Regions from separate parts of the Homo sapiens genome. Here region 1 is linked to region 2. Evidence: chromatin loops called from intact Hi-C (ENCODE). Cell type or tissue: heart right ventricle. All regions are shown on one strand.

Region 1 (5,000 bases), 630 kb after region 2:
CCCCTCATCCCTAAGGGGGCTACGCTAGAACATGATCCCAATATTTTGTCAAATGTTTTCTGGGTACATGACCATACCAAATAAAGACTATATTCAAGCTTTCCTGGCAAGTATGTGTGGCCTTGTACGTTCTGGTGTCTGGGATATGAGTGGAACTCCTGCCTATATTTTCTGGGTCATACCGTTAGGGAAGGGGCATGCTTCCTTTCTCTTTTCCCCATTCCACAGGCTGGATATGGACACAGTGATGCCCCATTTTGGGGATGCAGATGAGGGCAAAGTCTCCAGGATGGCCAAACAACAAGAGAGAAGGAGCCTGGGGCCTGGACTCCATGTAGCCCCACAGCAGACGAGAGTCCTGATGACTTCCCAGAGGAGAGCCACCTCCTAGCAGGCATGAGAGAGTGATAAATGTGAAAGAAAAATCATCTTTTGTCTTACTCAAGTCACTGCTACTTTAAGTTTCTAATTCATGCTCTGAGCCTATATCCCAACTAAAACAGTGAATCAAAAAGCTTTCACAGAAACATTTGGGCCAAGCAATCTAGAAAGTGCAACATTGAGAACTGGGCTGAAATCTAAGAGAATTTAGATTATCTCAAATAATTAGTTTTTTGGCATTCAGAAAAAAATAGCTTAAAAATAGAGAATGATAAAAATAATTAATTGCACAGTCTGAGAGAATGGCATTTACAATGCATTATGGAAATCAGTACTTACAACGTTTTTTAGCTGGAAGGAATGTGAAAGTTTACCTGGTATCATTACCTGGCCCAACCACCTAATTTTAGAGCAGGGTTTCTCAGCCTTGACACTATTGATATTTTGGGCTGGATAATTCTTCATTGTTAGGGCCTGCGCTGTGCATTATAAGATGAGTCGCAGCAACCCTGGCCTCCACCCACTAGATGCCAGTATTACCAACCCTCCAATCATGACAGTCAAAAACATCTCAACACACTGCTAAATGTCCCTGGGGTTGTGGGGGATTGGCTCCCAACTGAGAAGCACTGTTTTAGAGATCAGGAAATTGAGATCCAGCCAGCTTAGGAGTCAGATTCCTTCTCTATGCTGCTGTCTTCATGCAAGTTTTGAAAATGCTAGTCTTTTACAATACTGATCTAGAATTTAGGAAAACATTAGAAGGAAAATTCTTTAAAATAAAATTTAAAAGAGTGATAGCAATAGCTGATATTTATGAAAATCAAGTTTGCTTTGACATCGTCTTACTTAACCTTCACTTATAACTCTATGGACCAAGTTTCTCCCATTTTAAGTTGAGGAAATGGAGCATCGTCAAGGTCAAGTAGACTTACACAAGGTCATACAGCAAAGAACCAGTAGAACCTGCATTTAGACCTGGCCTTGAACCCACTCAGCACTTTAATATAAAGTGAATAATAAGCAAAGCATCTTTCCGTGTTGAATCAAATTACCAAGTCAACAAAGGCAAGTTGAATATATATATGTCTGGATAAGTTCAAATTTTCTTTAGCCAATTTATATATTCTCTCATTCAATAAACATTTATTGAATGCTGACTATATGCATAGCACTGAAGGATAATGAAAAGATAAAATAATTTCGATTTATTGCCAGATGCTGATACAAATTTTACATGCATGTATTCTTTGATTCCTTACATATACACTAGGATATTCGTTCTATTATTATGATCATGTTATAGATGAGGACATAGAGTCATCAGGTGTTGATGTAACTTGCTGAAAGTCATGCAGCTGAAAGCAGCATAACAAGGTGTCAGATCCAGGCAGTTTGACTCTGTTAGTTTTCTAGAGTTGCAACAACAAAAGACTACAAACTGGGTGGCTGTCAAGAAGAAATTTGTTGTCTTCCGGTTCTGGAGGCTAGAAGTCCAAAATCAAGGTGTCAGCAGAGACATGCTTCCTCTGAAACTTGCAGAGGAATCCTTTTATACCTCTTCCTAGCTTCTGGTGGTTTCTGGCAATCCTCAACATTCTTTAGCTTGTAGCTGCTTAACTCCAATCTTTTCCTTCATCATCATGTGACATTCTCCTTGTGTCCCTGTGTATTCACATGCTGGTCTTAAAAGAACACTAGTCATATTGGATTGGGGGCCACTTAACTCCAGTCTGACCTCATCTTAACTAATTACATCTGTAACCACCCTATTTCCAAACAGGGTCAAATTCTGAGGTACTGAGGGGTAGGAGTTAGGACTTCCAACACATCTTTTTTGGAAGAGACAATTCAACCCATGACAATTCTTAATTAGCACACCATTGTGCCTGTTTGTAAGTATGATGGAATCCTTGTCCCTAGGGAGCTCACAGAGGCACAGGAAATAAGGCATGTGAACAAATAATCGCAATAATACAAATGCTAGAGTCACTTCATTGGTGTCATAGGAGAGGTAAAAACAATGAGCTGTGGAAGTTTGGAGAAGGTGGAGAGATTTAACTGAGTCTGTGGAAGGAGGTGGTGATGGGTAGACCTTTTCCAGGAGGTGATGGGTAGGCCTTTTCCAAGATTCCGTTTCCAGAGAGTCACAGGAAACTTGAAGGGAGGTTTAAGGACACACAGAACTGCATTCATACAATGCATGGGGCTGGGAAAACTCAGGACTGGTTCCTAAAATAAGGAGCTACCCAATAGTACGTAGAGTCTACACATAATGATAGTAGGAGGTCAGAATATCATAACTTTTCAGGATCAGTACTTCATGACACCAACTAGAGTAGCTTTTTCCTTTAAGGAAGGCAACATATTGCACAAATGGAGTTACCAAAGCCAAGAGATGTTAAATGACCTGCCCTGTTAGCATAACTAGTTAATGAAGGAGAATGGTGAATTGGGGACACATTTTTTTTATCTCTCAATGAATCTGCCTGTTTTTTTCTCTATCATAAAGCTAGAACAATAGATTGGGGAGGCATCATGAGTGATTGAATGCCAGGCTAAGAGTCTAATTTAACTGAGTTACACAATGACAATGTTTGAACATGATGAAGTTGTCATCTCCAAAGACCCATGGGTAGACAAGGTGCTGTATGAAGAATGGGGCCAGGAAGAAAAGGGCAGGAGCTCACAGAGGCTCAGGATGGAGGTAATAGGGGCTCAAATTGCCATCAAGCATTGGGAGTGAACATGAGGAAGTAAAGAGAAGAGTCTTCAGATAGAAAACAGAAACCCTTGAATATTTGAATGTGAGGGTCAGGAGGTCAAGAAGACTTTGAGGTTTGGGGCCCTAGAGATAATGGCAGTGCCACCAACACAGATGGAGAATTCATGGGATTGTAAATGGTGATCAGCCATGCAGATTTGCCTGGACAGAGGCAAGGCAAATCAGAGGTGGAACTTTCAGTGCTAAAAGCCTGAAAGTCCCAGTCAAAAGTCCTGGGGTGAGTTGGTCTCCCTAGAGGAGAAGCTGGTTTTTGCTTTCATTTTATTTTTTATGGGGATAATTAATACTAGATTTAGACTTATAAAATCTAAAAATAGGACAGGAATCTTAATTTTTTTTTTTCAGCTCTAAACTTCTATGAACCTATGAATACAGCTAAGATCACCTTAACTGGCTGCATTTACAAAGTTGAAGAATGGTAGAATCAGCAATGAATGAGTTAGTTTTGGAGGTTAACATACTGGAAGGTTCCTGCCTTTAGTCAATTAATTCTTCAGATCTAAATCTCAGCCTGTGACTCAGGCCTCCCAATGTAAGCCTTACCTGCTCTTCAATTTGCTGTTTATTTCACAATGAGAAGTTTCTGTAAAATCACCATGTTTCTCTTGCTTGGATGTAAAAAGAATTGCAAGGCTTTGACAACACTTTTCCTCCTTTGTTGTGAGCAGATCCTTGATCTAAGAGTTGTTCATATCAAATCTGCCCTGAGGGTTTGTCTGCGGAATGTCTGCTAAATGAGTCACCAGCTCCTTATTCACATTCGGACTAGAAAGGTATGTTGGAAGAGCTCCTGATTTCCCAGGCTTTTCCTGAAACTTAGTTTAGATAGTAAGAAGTAATTTTTCATTGCAGTGCACATGAAATTAAGCATGCAATTGCCATTATTAATGGGTCTTGTGCATCTCATTTCTCCCCCTACACAGTTACATATACACATGCTGGAAGCTGAAGCTGTGTAGGTTGTTCTATGAGAATTATAAAATCTGTAATCTGTCTCTTGGGTTGCATGCACAATTCATTTTTTTATTGAAGGAAAACTGAGCCTTGGTCTCTGACATCTCAAAGGGCTTGCCCAAAAGAATTTCTTTCTGGTGTAAGTATTTGAGTCTTATGTTCTATCTTTTATAATATGACCATGTCACCAAAATATGCTAAAAAATGCCAATAGCACTTTCTTCTGTAATTTTGCATATTCAGCATTGACCACATTCTGTTCATCACCTCAACACATCAGGAATTAATATCCTCTGTTTATTTATAAATTACCATCTTTTCATGACAAAAAAGGTCTTCCATGGTGTTTTAGTTATGTGTCTCAGTGATGTGGGGAGATATCTCTTCTAGGGATGTAACAGTTTTGGTCTTTGATGCCTGAATTTTCCTAGAAAAAAATGTTTTAGCATTTTTTTCTCTTTTAAACTAGGAGTGGGAGTCATTAGTGCTCAGTAAATATTTCTGGTGACCTTGTCTGTTCTCACCTTATCTTTGTTGGCCCAGTTTGGGGCAGTTTACAACTTTAACAGAGGAAATCTGGATTAGTTAGAGTAGGCAAAAGACATGGAATAAAGAATAAAAGAATCAGGAGTTGCTGACTTTTAAAAGCAAGAAGGCACTGAAATTATCTAGCATTAAAAAAAAAAAAGAAGAAAAGAAAAAAATCAATGACCAGGCATGATGGTGCCACCTGTGACTTAGAAAGGGGGCTTACTTATATCCCTTTGAGCACTTTTGTGGGGTTTTCTTGGCAAAATTGATAGTGGATAGAAGCCTACAGGTGAAAGCCATTACTTAAACCATGAACTTCAGCAATTCTTCCAGCTTAATCATCTGGGCA
Region 2 (5,000 bases):
TTAAAACACACAGTAAGAACATAAGAACATCTCAAATCATTTAGAAGGTAAAAGGGGGTTATCAACCAAAATCTTTGGAAATTTCATAAAATTTAAATATCTGCAAACAGTCCAACCAAAAACGAAAAAAAAAAAAATCCCAACATTTGGCTATGGAGGGCACTTCACATGTGAACCAAATGGCGTTATAACATTTTCCTTCAACTAGTCACTAAACCCAATTAGAAAGAATACAAGAGCAATATTGGAGACATCCCCAAATACCACGTACTTGATTAGAACATTCTGTTATGAAGCGCTCAGCTACCGCGGGCTTTCCTTTACATTGCATACATTACTTTACATTTCTACAGTGCAATGTTGAAATAGCCTCCAAATTTTGCAAAGTAGATTGATGTCCATTCTACAAAAATATTAACTTACAGTACATAACACTGAATAATTTTAATCTGTACATTTTTTTCCTTCCATGATAGTTGACACACGTCAGTTTGTACAAGTTAGAAAAAAACATCTGGTTGTTTACATCTGGATTAATAGTCAACAGAGGCAACCAGAAGTGGTGGGGCGGATGTAGTTTGAGAAAGTATAAATACAGTGTTAATATTAACTGTAGTTAACAATATTCAGCTTTTAACAAAGTGATACAAAATAAATCATCTTAGATTTTTGACTGAAAAGATCTGAGAATGTTCTGCCAAACAGCCGACCAACTGGTGCAAAAGGTTAAGGCTGACTTGACTTAGCAACCTGCAGCACAACCGAAAACACTGGTGCAGTTCAGAGCTCTTCAAATGCATAGCTTCAGTGTTACACACACATTAATTATATTCCTTCAATTAGTTAATCCTCTAGACAGTTTTCTTTTTGTTTTGCATGCATCCCGTTCCATTTTCATTAAGGGCATCTCTTCCTTGATCAATCATGTGCTTTGCTTTTCAATTTGTTTTTGTGATTTTTTTTGTATGTTTTGTTTGTTAAGCTGTCAATACCTCCAACACTTGGAAAATGAAATATAGATGCGTTTTACTTACAGAAGAGAATCATAGCTATATGGACAATGCAAAATGAAATGAAACAAGTGTCAGAAACAGTTTATAAAAATGGCACATTTATTGCTACAGAACGGTCATGTACATGACTTCATCGAATAACTACAGATGGGAAACAGGTAATGGCCTTGACCAAGCTGGGTTTGTTTTTGTCTTGAAGGAACTCCAGCACACAACCTGTTTGGACACTTCTACAAATCAGAAATACACCAAAAACATGAAAAAATCGAGGCACTCAGCCACACATTGAAAACAAGGTGTAACTGTTTATCTTTTTTTTTTTTTTTGAAATGTTTTCCCTTTTTTTTTTTTTAACAATTTTTTTAAGTTTTTAATGCTGCAGCTATGTGTACAGTCGCAAAAAATTTCCCCGCTGCGACCTACAACTAAAAACAAAAACAAAAACAAAAACAAAACAAAAAACAAACAAAAAAGCTACCCATACAGTTTCATCTTGGTAACACATGGTAAAATAACATCTTTTAAATAGTAAAATAAAGTAACAAACTTTTACTCATAATGATTCCAAAAATCTACAAAGAAGAAATATTCAGAATCTGACAATTTTTTTGTAATATTCATGGTATAAAAGGATTGCTCCTGCGAAAAATAAGCCAAATATATTTTTTATTTTTAAATTTAGTTTTTTTTTTTTCCTACTAGGGTGTACTACAGTCTATTTTATAGCAAAAGAGCACTAGACAAACAAAGCTTTATAACAAAAAGCCAGGCACTGATACATGGTAAATCTCTGCTTTTTTTTTTTTTTTCTTATCTTCACTTAATTGCATCACAAGTAACAAGAATGAAAAAGGCCACAGTTCATATATTTTCACCATTACATATGTCTATAATACTTGAAATGAGTATGGCAAAACCAGCACTGCACAAAGATGAGTCCACTTCAAGTCCCATGAGAAAGAGCATGTCTCTAAAGAAAAACAAACAAAACCAAAGCAAAATAAAAAGAGAGGCCTAAAGGCCTTGGTGCCCCATTGTGTTGGAATTCATCATATTCCATCTTGACTTTTTTGCTTCCAGTCAGCCAGCAGACTAAATTTTTGTGCTTGTTTATGCTGAAATTGATTCATTCCTGACTCAAGTTCACTTTTGGACACAGATCATATTCTGCCTGTTGGATGCAAAAGATGAAAATCCTCTTAACTCCAAGTCTTGGTTCGACTCCCTCCCCACTCCCCAACCCCTCATCAAAATCAAGATCACAAATAAAAAAAAAAATTCAGAAATAGGAAAAAGTGAAAAATAAAAAGGAATCGGAAGACTGAATCAGAACCAGTTGCACCACTGGGTGGACTGACAGTTGTATAAACATTAGTGTTCCTTGCAGCTACACAGAAGACAAATGGTAAAAATTTCTAGATGAACAGATCCCTATTCTGCATATTCATAAATTACTTGAATGTGGAGGTGGATCAACTGCTCCAAGTTGCTTTTAAAGTCCGAGTTTCTGAAAGAGATCCCCAGCCTAAGTGTCGTCATACAGATAGCGTAGTATGGACCCTTTTGAAATTTTTGTATAGTACTTTAATCTTAACTGTCTTCTGCTGAACTTCATTTGAAAATCCAGTGCAGGATACCAATATCTTACCTGGGTTTGATAATTACAAAACAACAACAATAAAAAACACACTAAAAAGGCCACATTCCCTTTTTTTCTTTTTTAATGGGGATACAACCCAATTAATATGGATAGGTGCAGATTATGTTTCTCCACCAAGCAAAACCTAGCGAGCAGCTTTCAGTGGCCGTTAGAATTTTCACTTATTTCCAAAGGGAATTCAACAATAGAGGTATTGCATTACTGAGTAATGAATACATCAAAGCTGGTGAACAATAAATTGCAGCTTTTACTCTGAGTGAGAACAAAATATAAAGCACCAATTTAAAAAATAATCAAATGACTACAATTTACTTTTTTGCTTTGTTTACAGATTTGAAAAACTTTAATTCAGCTCTATTAAGCACCTTTATGATAACATGTATCAAAAGTGCCATTCTTAAAATGTACATCAATGCAGGGAGTGTTTCCAGTTCCCTAAAGAGTAAACACCGTATTTTCTTCTGTACACTTATCCTGAATGTGATCAGAGTATACCTGCTTCCTATATAATATTGTTCCTAGGGATACCCGCCTTGGTAGACTATACAAAATGAGTGCAGAATGTACCACTAAAAGGAAATCTTTAACATACGGAGGGAACAAATACACATGGTTTTCATTATTCAGGGAGGAGGAGAGAGTATACATTATTGTCTTCCATGTCCTTCTCTGAGCCTCTTTGTTCATACATTTCACAGGAAAGCCCCAAAATAACTTTTCATGAAGTTTGATTTCTGCTATTCTCCTAAGGTTTTAATCCACCTCCACATTTTAGGAACTTATCAACAAATCAAAGTTATTTTAGTTTTATCGCTACTGAACATATTTACAGTTTTTCAACACACACACAGCTAATCAAAATGTTTATGGGTTTGTAAAAGATGACCACGTGGTAACTATCTTATTTGTTCTTACATTTTCAGAAATGAACATAAAATTCTGATTCTTGTAGCTATTTCATTTAAATGAGACTTCTTTTTAAACCACAGTTTTTAAAAAAAAACAAAAACTGATACAATGTATTAAAACACATAATAACAAGAGTCTACATGTAAAAATATAACTTTTACATACACAATTTCAAAATAATGATACGTTTGCCATTTGTTGCATAAAATTTACAAATGTATTTCATTACTATATAACTGGCAAAACAGGAGAACAGATGGAACATTTAGACCATTTCAATGGATTTATGGCATTTACTCAGTGCTGATAGGTGGAAAAACTACTTGAACAGGGATTTTTTTTTTTCTTAATACATGCCAAGAATTGTGTGGCTGTAAAAATAGAAACAAGTTAGAGACAAAAGGATGCTGACAAATACTTAACTAGGAGCACTATTTGTTTACTGCACTATACACCAAAGTCAATCATTATAAAGATTCACGATGGAAGTTGGTTCAATTGTGCCCAGACGTCAAAGCTAGCTATCTGATGAGTCGCTGTGCCATAGCTTGATCTATGTTTCTATCAAATATGGTAAGTATAAACTTCATTCATACTGGCCAGAGAAATACTGCACTACCCCTCCTCAAAAAAGTGCAACTTAATGCTTTAGGACTTATAAGGCTTGTTATAATGCTGCATGATGATTGAATATTGGCATTTTTCAGACGAAGGAGGAGGCAGTTAAGTCATCTACATTTTAGTAAACCCATTTTGAAAAAAAAAATCAAGAAAGCAACAAAATCAATCAGCTCTGTCACACTACTTGCAATTTTCTCATTTGACGGTTTTTGAACTTTACTTGTTTTTTTTGTTTTTGTTTTTTTCCAAAAATCTGACCATGTATTCAGAAACGCCTCACTGCACACTACTTCGGCTACACAGGTAGGTAACACTTTAATCATTTTGTTAAATCACAGCCACTTTGATTATGTTATGTTTCCGATGATATAAACATTGGAAGGCACAGTGGTAACATTGTAGCATTCTAACCTTGTACCTCTGAAAATCCCAGAATAGGTTCACAAACGCAACATTACAATTCAGACAAACTCTTTTTGCCATGTCTTGGTAATGCTGCTTGTAATATCTACACATGATGTGACTTTTAAGTCCTGTGTTCCCAAAAGACTGGAGAAACAACTTTCTACTTATTTATGAATGAGAAGCAACATCAGGGTCAGCATTTCATCCTGCACTACCCCTCTGGAAGCAGAGTTGGCACTACAGGTTACGATAACAAACCAGGGAAAGGGACAGAAATAAGACCAAAAAAAAAAAAATCCATATTTACAGTAAAATCTTTCTTTTAAAAAAGTTAATCAGTACTATTTTTTTACAGGAGAAAAAAGTCTGAAACAAATGAACAAAAGCTTACC

What was found. Peaks named below come from ENCODE experiments on the same cell type or tissue, not always from the same donor. Only the 100,000 strongest peaks of a DNase experiment are listed, where the experiment ranks them.
Region 1: a loop joins it to region 2, with 3 times the contacts of the local background. A loop is called at or near these places in 26 of 110 quality-filtered maps.

Annotation. Positions count from the first base shown.
Region 1 is chr18:55,852,561-55,857,560 of GRCh38, forward strand. It overlaps LOC107985183 (a long non-coding RNA gene), which reads right to left. Exons shown (of 3, transcript XR_001753452.2): 3 at 313-387. Among named protein-coding and RNA genes, the nearest start is that of LINC01416, 65 kb to the right of the region's middle. In heart right ventricle, no CTCF peak of the experiment used is centred here; no DNase peak of the experiment used is centred here.
Region 2 is chr18:55,222,358-55,227,357 of GRCh38, forward strand. It overlaps TCF4 (transcription factor 4), which reads right to left. Exons shown (of 20, transcript NM_001083962.2): 20 at 1-5,000. Among named protein-coding and RNA genes, the nearest start is that of LINC01929, 100 kb to the left of the region's middle. In heart right ventricle, no CTCF peak of the experiment used is centred here; no DNase peak of the experiment used is centred here; H3K27ac peaks cover 2,426 bases.